Linked DNA regions of Homo sapiens: region 2 is linked to region 1. A link is a contact called in ENCODE Hi-C or POLR2A ChIA-PET data. All regions are on one chromosome and are shown on one strand. The core of a region is the stretch at or near the end of the contact, and the rest is flanking DNA. Distances in the headings are between cores, read along the strand shown.

Evidence for each region. A loop is a pair of places that touch in the nucleus more often than their neighbours do. ChIA-PET counts read pairs that join two places held with the same protein, here RNA polymerase II (POLR2A). Pooled maps may share reads with other maps.
Region 2: a loop to region 1 is called in a pooled map, with 4 times the contacts of the local background. The contact joins the promoter of ELMOD1 here to the promoter of RAB39A in region 1. A Hi-C loop is called at or near these places in 5 of 50 pooled maps. POLR2A ChIA-PET finds 5 or more read pairs at or near these places in 3 of 52 experiments (A673, activated CD4-positive, alpha-beta T cell and activated T-cell).

What each region holds. Positions count from the first base shown.
Region 1 is chr11:107,926,529-107,930,287 of GRCh38, forward strand. RAB39A (RAB39A, member RAS oncogene family) reads left to right here and starts at 1,920. Exons shown (of 2, transcript NM_017516.3): 1 at 1,920-2,267. The coding sequence starts at 2,041. RefSeq lists silencers at 1,656-2,145, 2,176-2,395.
Region 2 is chr11:107,589,077-107,592,574 of GRCh38, forward strand. ELMOD1 (ELMO domain containing 1) reads left to right here and starts at 2,071. Exons shown (of 12, transcript NM_018712.4): 1 at 2,071-2,333. RefSeq lists silencers at 1,954-2,063, 2,124-2,263 and an enhancer at 2,514-2,573.

The DNA.
Region 1 (3,759 bases), core at 670-3,169:
CCTGCCTCAGCCTCCCGAGTAGCTGGGATTACAGGCGCCTGCCACCGTGCGTGGCTAATTTTTGTATTTTTAGTAGAGAGGAGGTTTCATCATCTTGGCCAGGCTGGTCTTGAACTCCTGACCTTGTGATCCACACACCTCGGCCTCCCAAAGTGCTGGGATTACAGGCATGAACTACTGCACCCGGCCATTTTTGTAGTTTTAATAAAGACGAAGTTTCGCCATGTTGGCCAGGCTGGTCTCGAACTCCTGACCTCAGGCGATCTGCCCGCCTCGTCCTCCCAAAGTGCTGGGATTACAGGCGTGAGCCACTGCGACCGGCCTAAACACACACTTTTATTTATTTATTTATTTTCTTTGAGATGGAGTTTCGCTCTTGTTGCCCAGGCTGGAGTGCAATGGCACGATCTCAGCTCATCACAACCTCTGCCTCCCGGGTTCAAGCAATTCTCCTGCCTCAGCCTCCCGAGTGGCTGAGATTACAGGCATGCACCACTACGCCCGGCTAATTTTGTATTTTTAGTAGAGACGGGGTTTCTCCATGTTGAGGCTGGTCTCGAACTCCTGACTCAGGTGATCCACCCGCCTCAGCCTCCCAAAGTGCTGGGATTACAGGCGTGAGCCACCGCGCCCGGCCTAACACACACTTTTAAACTGTTTCACTTTTTAAAGATAAACCTTGACGTCACTATTACTCAATTTGAGGAAAGGCACAAGAAAGTAGTAAGATCTCACCAGAATTTAAGTTCTGCTTTGTTTACTTACATCATTAATCAGACATGAGCTAAGAGACCACCTGTTCGCTTTTTTCTGACTTAAACAATGGAGACCAAGGAGAGCTGAAAATTTCATGAGCTTCTCAACATTTCCCCGGCTTTTTTTTTTTTTTTTTTTTTTGCCACTGTCCCCAGGGTTGGAGGGCCCCAGAGGGTATGGGGATGATACTTGGCGTTTCTCACTCTTCTGTGGTACTCATAGCAGTGAAGAACAGACAGTGGCAGCACGCAGCAACAGCCAGAGCCCTTGCTAGAAGCACCCAGAACTGGCTGTGCAAATTTATTTCAATCCTGCCCAAAACTCCTTCACCTTAAAATGCCTTGGAGGTGGCTCTCATCAAGACAAGAAAGCAGGGTGTGGTGGCTCACACCTGTAATCCCAGCACTGGGAGGCTGAGCCTGGAGGATCACTTGAGGTCAGGAGTTCGAGACCAGCCTGGGCAACACAGCAAGACCCCATCTCTACAAAAAGTTAGAAAATTAGCGGGATGTGGTGGCCCCCGCCTGTAGTCCCAGCTACTCAGGAGGCTGAGGTGGATGGATCGCTTGAACCTAGGAGTTTGAGACCAGCCTAAGCAACATAGCGAGACCACATCTCTAAAAAAAAAATTTTTTTTTAACCCAGAAGAAAATTAGCCAGGTGTGATGGCTCACACCCGTGGTCCCCGCTGCTTGGGAGGCTGAGGTGGGCAGATCGCTTGAGGCTGCAATGAGCCGAGATCTCACCACATCAATCCAGCCTGGGGGACAAAAAAAAAAGAGGAATCAAAGCAATGACCCAAGTTATGGCCTCAGGGACTTCCAAAATCAGAGCCCTAATCTGACCAACCCGCCCTGACGCCTGTAAGAAAACGACTCTCACTTTTCATTGGCTGACCCTCCCGGAGTTGAGACCTTGCTTCATTTTCCTTGGTTGTTGCTGCTGTCACGTCTTCCCGCCACGCCCACTTTCCTGCCGGCGCCCAGTGAGCGTTGAGGGAGAGTGATTTGCAGCCGGTCAGGGGCGGGAGTTCGCGGCAGCAAACCTGCTTCCCCCTCCCACGCGCCACCGCCCCCGCCCCGCCCCCGTCCAGAGGCCCCGCCCCTAGCCGGGCCTGGCCCCGCCTCTCTCTCCCGAGAGGGCGGGCACCAGGCGGCGGCCGCAGCCGCAGGAATATGCTGGAAGGCGGCGGGCGGGCGCCCGCGAGGTGCTGAAAGGACAGTTCCCGCCGCCGAACTTAGCCCGCGGGTGGGGCGGCCCGGGAGCCAGCGGGGCACGTGAGCGATGGAGACCATCTGGATCTACCAGTTCCGCCTCATCGTGATCGGGGACTCCACCGTGGGCAAGTCCTGCCTCCTGCACCGCTTCACCCAGGGCCGCTTCCCCGGGCTGCGCTCCCCCGCCTGCGACCCCACCGTCGGCGTGGACTTCTTCTCCCGCCTGCTGGAGATCGAGCCGGGCAAGAGGATCAAGCTACAGCTCTGGGACACGGCGGGACAGGAGCGGTTCAGGTAGGGACCCCGGGGACCTTGGGCACCGCGCCGCCCCCTCAGCCCGCCCGGACGCCCCTTCCCCAGGCGTCCGCCCCGCCGGCCCTGGTCGGGAGAGGCTCTGGCCCTTCCCTCTCGAAAGTGCAAACACTCCATTCTCGCTTCCCCTTTGCCCCTCCTCTTCCAGGGACGACTTCCTCCTCCGCAATTTCTCACTTCTTTCTTTGGCGCCCATTTCCTGCGCCCCCTTTCCATCTTTCCTTTCCCGCCTGAACCGGGGTCGTCCTCGCCGCCCCCTCTTCCCCAACTCTTTCAGCCCCTGTGGGTATTTTTATCCCCTCCGGCTCCCCGGCTGCCTTCTTCCCAAACTCGGCTTCCCTGGCTGCGCACAGCATGACCCGACCACCCTCCTCCAAGCAGGCGCCCCTTTTCCTACCCTAACCCAGCGGCTCCCACGCTGTGTGGCCGGGGAGAACCGCGAGGGAGGGTTCCCAGATTCGTGATGGATCCTTTAGCTTCACAGCAAGGAGCGCTCCAACCCAGGTTCCTGCATGAGCTCACTGGGCATGGTTCACAGAGAGGTGGATGCGGTAATGGTTTGGGCACCTCACAGCACTGAATGTGGTCATCAGAAATACTGGGTCATGACCCGTGGGAATGGGTCTTGTAGGTTAACTAGATGCAACATCAGGGACACTGGCACAGCTGAGGGTGTGTGTGTGTGTGTGTGTGTATGTGAAGGGTTGAGTTGTCTTTAGAAGTTTGTCATGTTTGGTGGGAAAAAGACATATATTGAGATTCGCCAGGAACTTTAATTTTGCTTATGATCAGTACTTAACGTTCCAGGGTGATAATATTTCTAAAGACAGAAGGAGGGATCCAAATGAATAGTCTCCTCCTAAATATCCGCTGGGGACATGAAGGGTTTCACAAAGGCGACTTGTGTAAATAAAAAGTAAATGAAATTATATGCATTTCCTGAATATTTGAGATGGAAGCAGGTTTAAAGCAAATTTTAAATGTCTAGGATTCAAAGGCACTTCGTTTTAGAGGAAGATGGTGAAACTGATGTATTGTACTGTTCTGTTTCTTAAAGACTGCATTATCCATTGGAACTCATTTAAGGAAGCATTTTGCGTTAGTCAGCAAGTACTCTGCTTGTGAAATGCAGTGTTCCATGAGGGGACTTCCCAAACATGGCTTCCCCTCGCCCCCAGCCAGCATCACTGCGAATGAGATCAGCCTACATCTGTGAGAATGGTCCAACATTCAAAGTTTTGGCTTCCGTTCCTAGCAATGATGCTGATTCATAGAGATAATGAGTGAACTGCTTAGCTTGCTTATACCTTAGTTTTCGTGTGTGTGAAGTGGAAAGATGGTAAGGCCAGCGCTTCAGAGAGGTGTTAAAAGATTATTGATTGGATTTGTACAACACGTAGAATTCCATGAAAAATGTTTTTCCTTTTCAAGAAGCCTCCTTTTATTAAAATAATTTTTCAAATGTTTGATTCCT
Region 2 (3,498 bases), core at 821-3,320, 340 kb before region 1:
ACACAAAGACAAAAATTAACAGAATTACTAGACTTCTGTCCTTAGTGATTATTTACAGTTTAGGTGTTTATTTTCTGTCTTTTTCAACTAGACTGTAAGTTCCATGAGGGCAGGAACTTTGTCTTGTTTGTTCTTATTTTCCTAACATGTAGAATGGCGCCTGCAAATAACAGTTGCTCAGTAAGTAGTTTTACATTGCTTGAACCACAGTGATAGGCTGTGATGAGTACTGTGATAGCAGTATGCACTGGTGCTATGAGAGCACAGCATTCACTCTGTCTTGAGGTTCAGGGTAGGCTTCAGAGAGAAGGTGACATTTGAGCTTGAAGAGTGAGTAGCACTTCATGAAATAGAATGAGAGAGAATGGTATTTCTTTTTTTTTTTTTTTTTTTTTGAGAATGGTATTTCAGAAAGGGTGGAACACCATGAATAAAGCAATGTGTTATTAAAAAAATAGTATGTTTGGGGGATAATAAAAAGTTTATCTTTTGAATTCTGATACTTAAATAGTCAACAGTATGCATGGGAAGTAAATTTCCTTCCATACAGGCATACATTACTTCATGCAATAGTTGTGAAACAAGGACCACAGGGAGATGCAAGCAAATTACGTTTAAAAGACTATGGAGTAAAATTCTTTTGTCAGGTGGATTAATCTATCCCTAATGAATCTCTCCCGAGAAGCTTTTCCCTCCAAAGGTCTATCTTTTTCCAAGACGTTTATTCAGGGAGGTATCCTTCATATCTCCCTGAAAAGAAAGAAAAGTAAATAGTGGCTAATGCTTTTAACAATGATTAAAAAAATCAGAAAGGTCAAGGCTTTAAGGTCATTTAATGTGAAGAGGAAATAAGATAAATGTTCAGCATTTAAGGATTATCACTAACCCAACTTTTCATAAACACAGAATAGTGGAGGTGGAACCTGCAGAGACTTTTATTCAGGGAACATCCACTGCGGGACAGGCAGATGCTTTGGTATCCAGGCTGCTCCGCGCCGCCAGCTGCCCAAGTAATCCTCACAACAGCCCGCAGAGGTAGGTATTAACCACCCTTTGTTTTACAGGTGAGGAAACAGAGGCACAAGACGGTCAGGTAACCGGCTTGGAGTGATGAATGAAACTAAAATAAGCGCCGACCTCGAAGCTCATTTGGTCTTTCCCCAACCCCATGCGGCCTCATTAAAGAGACTTTTTTGATTAGCTATGGAGAAAACGTTCTTCATCAAACATGAAATGCAATCCGGAAGGCACAGGTTTCTCTCTCTCTCTCTCTCTCTCTCTCTCTCTCTCTCTCTCTCTCTCTCTCTCTCTCTCTCTCTCTCTCTCTCTCTCTCTCTCTCTCTCTCTCTCTCTCTCTCTCTCTGTCTGTATGAAGTGGCTTCTGGGGCCCCACGAAGCAATGTTCCCCCAAACAGCCCCGGACGAGGGTGTCTATAATTCATCCTGTTATAATTAACCCCGGGGTTACGGTATTGCTTCTAAAGCCCTTGTTGAAATGCAGATATGGACCTCGCAGGATTGACACGATCTCTCAATTACACCTAATTAAAGAGCTGGCTCTTTGAGAATCTGACCCGACTGGGCCAGGAGTGGGAAAGGCGGGGGCTGCCGGTTGGGGTGAGGGATAGGGTTCTGCAGTCCCGGGAAGGCAGGTGAAGGGTGGGGATCAGGATTGGAAGAGTCACTGGGTGCTCGGTGAGACGAGGGAGGTTGGAGCTGAACTAAAACAAAGTTTGACTTCTGGACAATTATCCAGGGAGAGGGCGGGGAACACACCTTGCCCGGACTGTCTGGGAATCCCATTGACAGGTCATCTCAGGTTCACCATCTTCCTGTCGTGGGCTCCTCCAGGGAGGCCACCCGGGAGCAATTAAACTGGGCCACACCAGCCACCTCCCACAGCAGCGGGGTCCGCAGATTTAACCCTTTCCCCCCAGATTCCGGCACTGGGTGCCGCGCTCTCTCCCCCAGCACCGCGCCCGCGCCCCCGGCTCCCGGACTGGGCATGCTCAGTAGCCGCCCGCTTCGTGCTCCCAGGGAAGCCTCTGCACGCCCTCCCCCGCTGCTCTCGGTCGCCTCCTCGCCGCCAGCCGCCCCGGGTGCATCCCGGCTTGCTCCGCTCCACGCGACCCAGATTCCTGCCCCGCCCCCGCCCCTTCCGCGCCCGCAGCCAGTGCGGCAGCCGCGGCCGCCCCTGTCCAGCCTCGGCGCCCGGGACCGAGCGCGTCGCTCGCCGCCGCGGAGCGCGTAGCCGGAGCGCCTGGGGAAGGCGGAGATGAAGACCACGCCGCCGCGCGCCGGGAGCTGCTGAGCCTACCGCCGCCAGAGTCCAGGTGATTGGCGACCCCAGAGGAGCCTAGGGAGTAGGGGCGAATGCCCTTGGGGAGGAGAGAGGTGCGGCGAGGACGCGAGGCATCACGCAAGCTGCGCTGTGCCTGGGAGGCAGCAGAAATGCTAAGCATCGGGGGCAGAGAGGGAACGGGAATGAAAGTGCACTCTGCCTTGGTGCAGGGGCTCCGGGGTCACCCAGGACAGTGATTTCCCCTTCTATCCTGTCCTCCCAATTAACACCCGAGAGGCTGCAGGTCGGCGCGAGAGGCTGTTTGCATCTCGGCCCGGGCGTAGGTCGCCTAGCGACCTAACGCCGAGGGCTCGGGGAAGGGATCCCAGACAGAGCCAAAATGGAAGGCGGGACAAGGGCGGCCTGGCTGGGGCGAGGGGCTGGTCTGGGTCCCTGGGAACCCCTTGCCTTGTGGGCTTCGGTCTCCAGGGAGGAGCTAGGCAGCCGGGCTGCGGGGCCGCCGGACTGTGGGGTCCTCCGCGCAGCGAGCTGGGAGGAGCGGTCGGCTGGGCTGTTGAGCTGCGCCTCCTCCAACTGCTGGGAAACTCCGCACTTCAATATTGGAGCATCTCTTTCCCGGGCAGGTAGAATTGGACAGCCGAGTGGGGAGTGACAGCTGACAGCTGACGGGGCTGTTAAAAGCAGAGCAGTGGAGTGTGGTGGTGGGGTGAGCTGTTGTGGGTGCTTTTTTTTGTTTTCCAAGTGTGGGTACGGGCTGTTCTGACTCAGTGTTTATGCTCAACCTCTAAGCGGCGAGTTCGGTAACACATCTTATGAATATTTCAGGAACGACCTCACGGGCTCACTTGCTTCAGATCAAGTTTAATGAATATGTTGTCAGCCTTTCTGCTCTGCACAGTGCCCTGAGCTTTCCACATTTCATCCCTTTCCCCCACCACCTAGGAAAATACGCTGCTAACCCCCAGTGGGCCGTAGATTGGTACTATCAATTGAGTCTGTCATTTGGAGAGACCAATTTTGGGCAGGCATCCAGGCATTGTTCTGCATCTCTGCAATGTATACGTTTTGTGCCGGTGGCTTGACAACCGTCCTTAACTGGTGCTGCCAATATGGTGGAAAGCAGGTAGTATGCTTGTATTGGGATAAATGTCTTAATTCATTAACCTATTATGACAACACGTAGTTACAGCAGACTT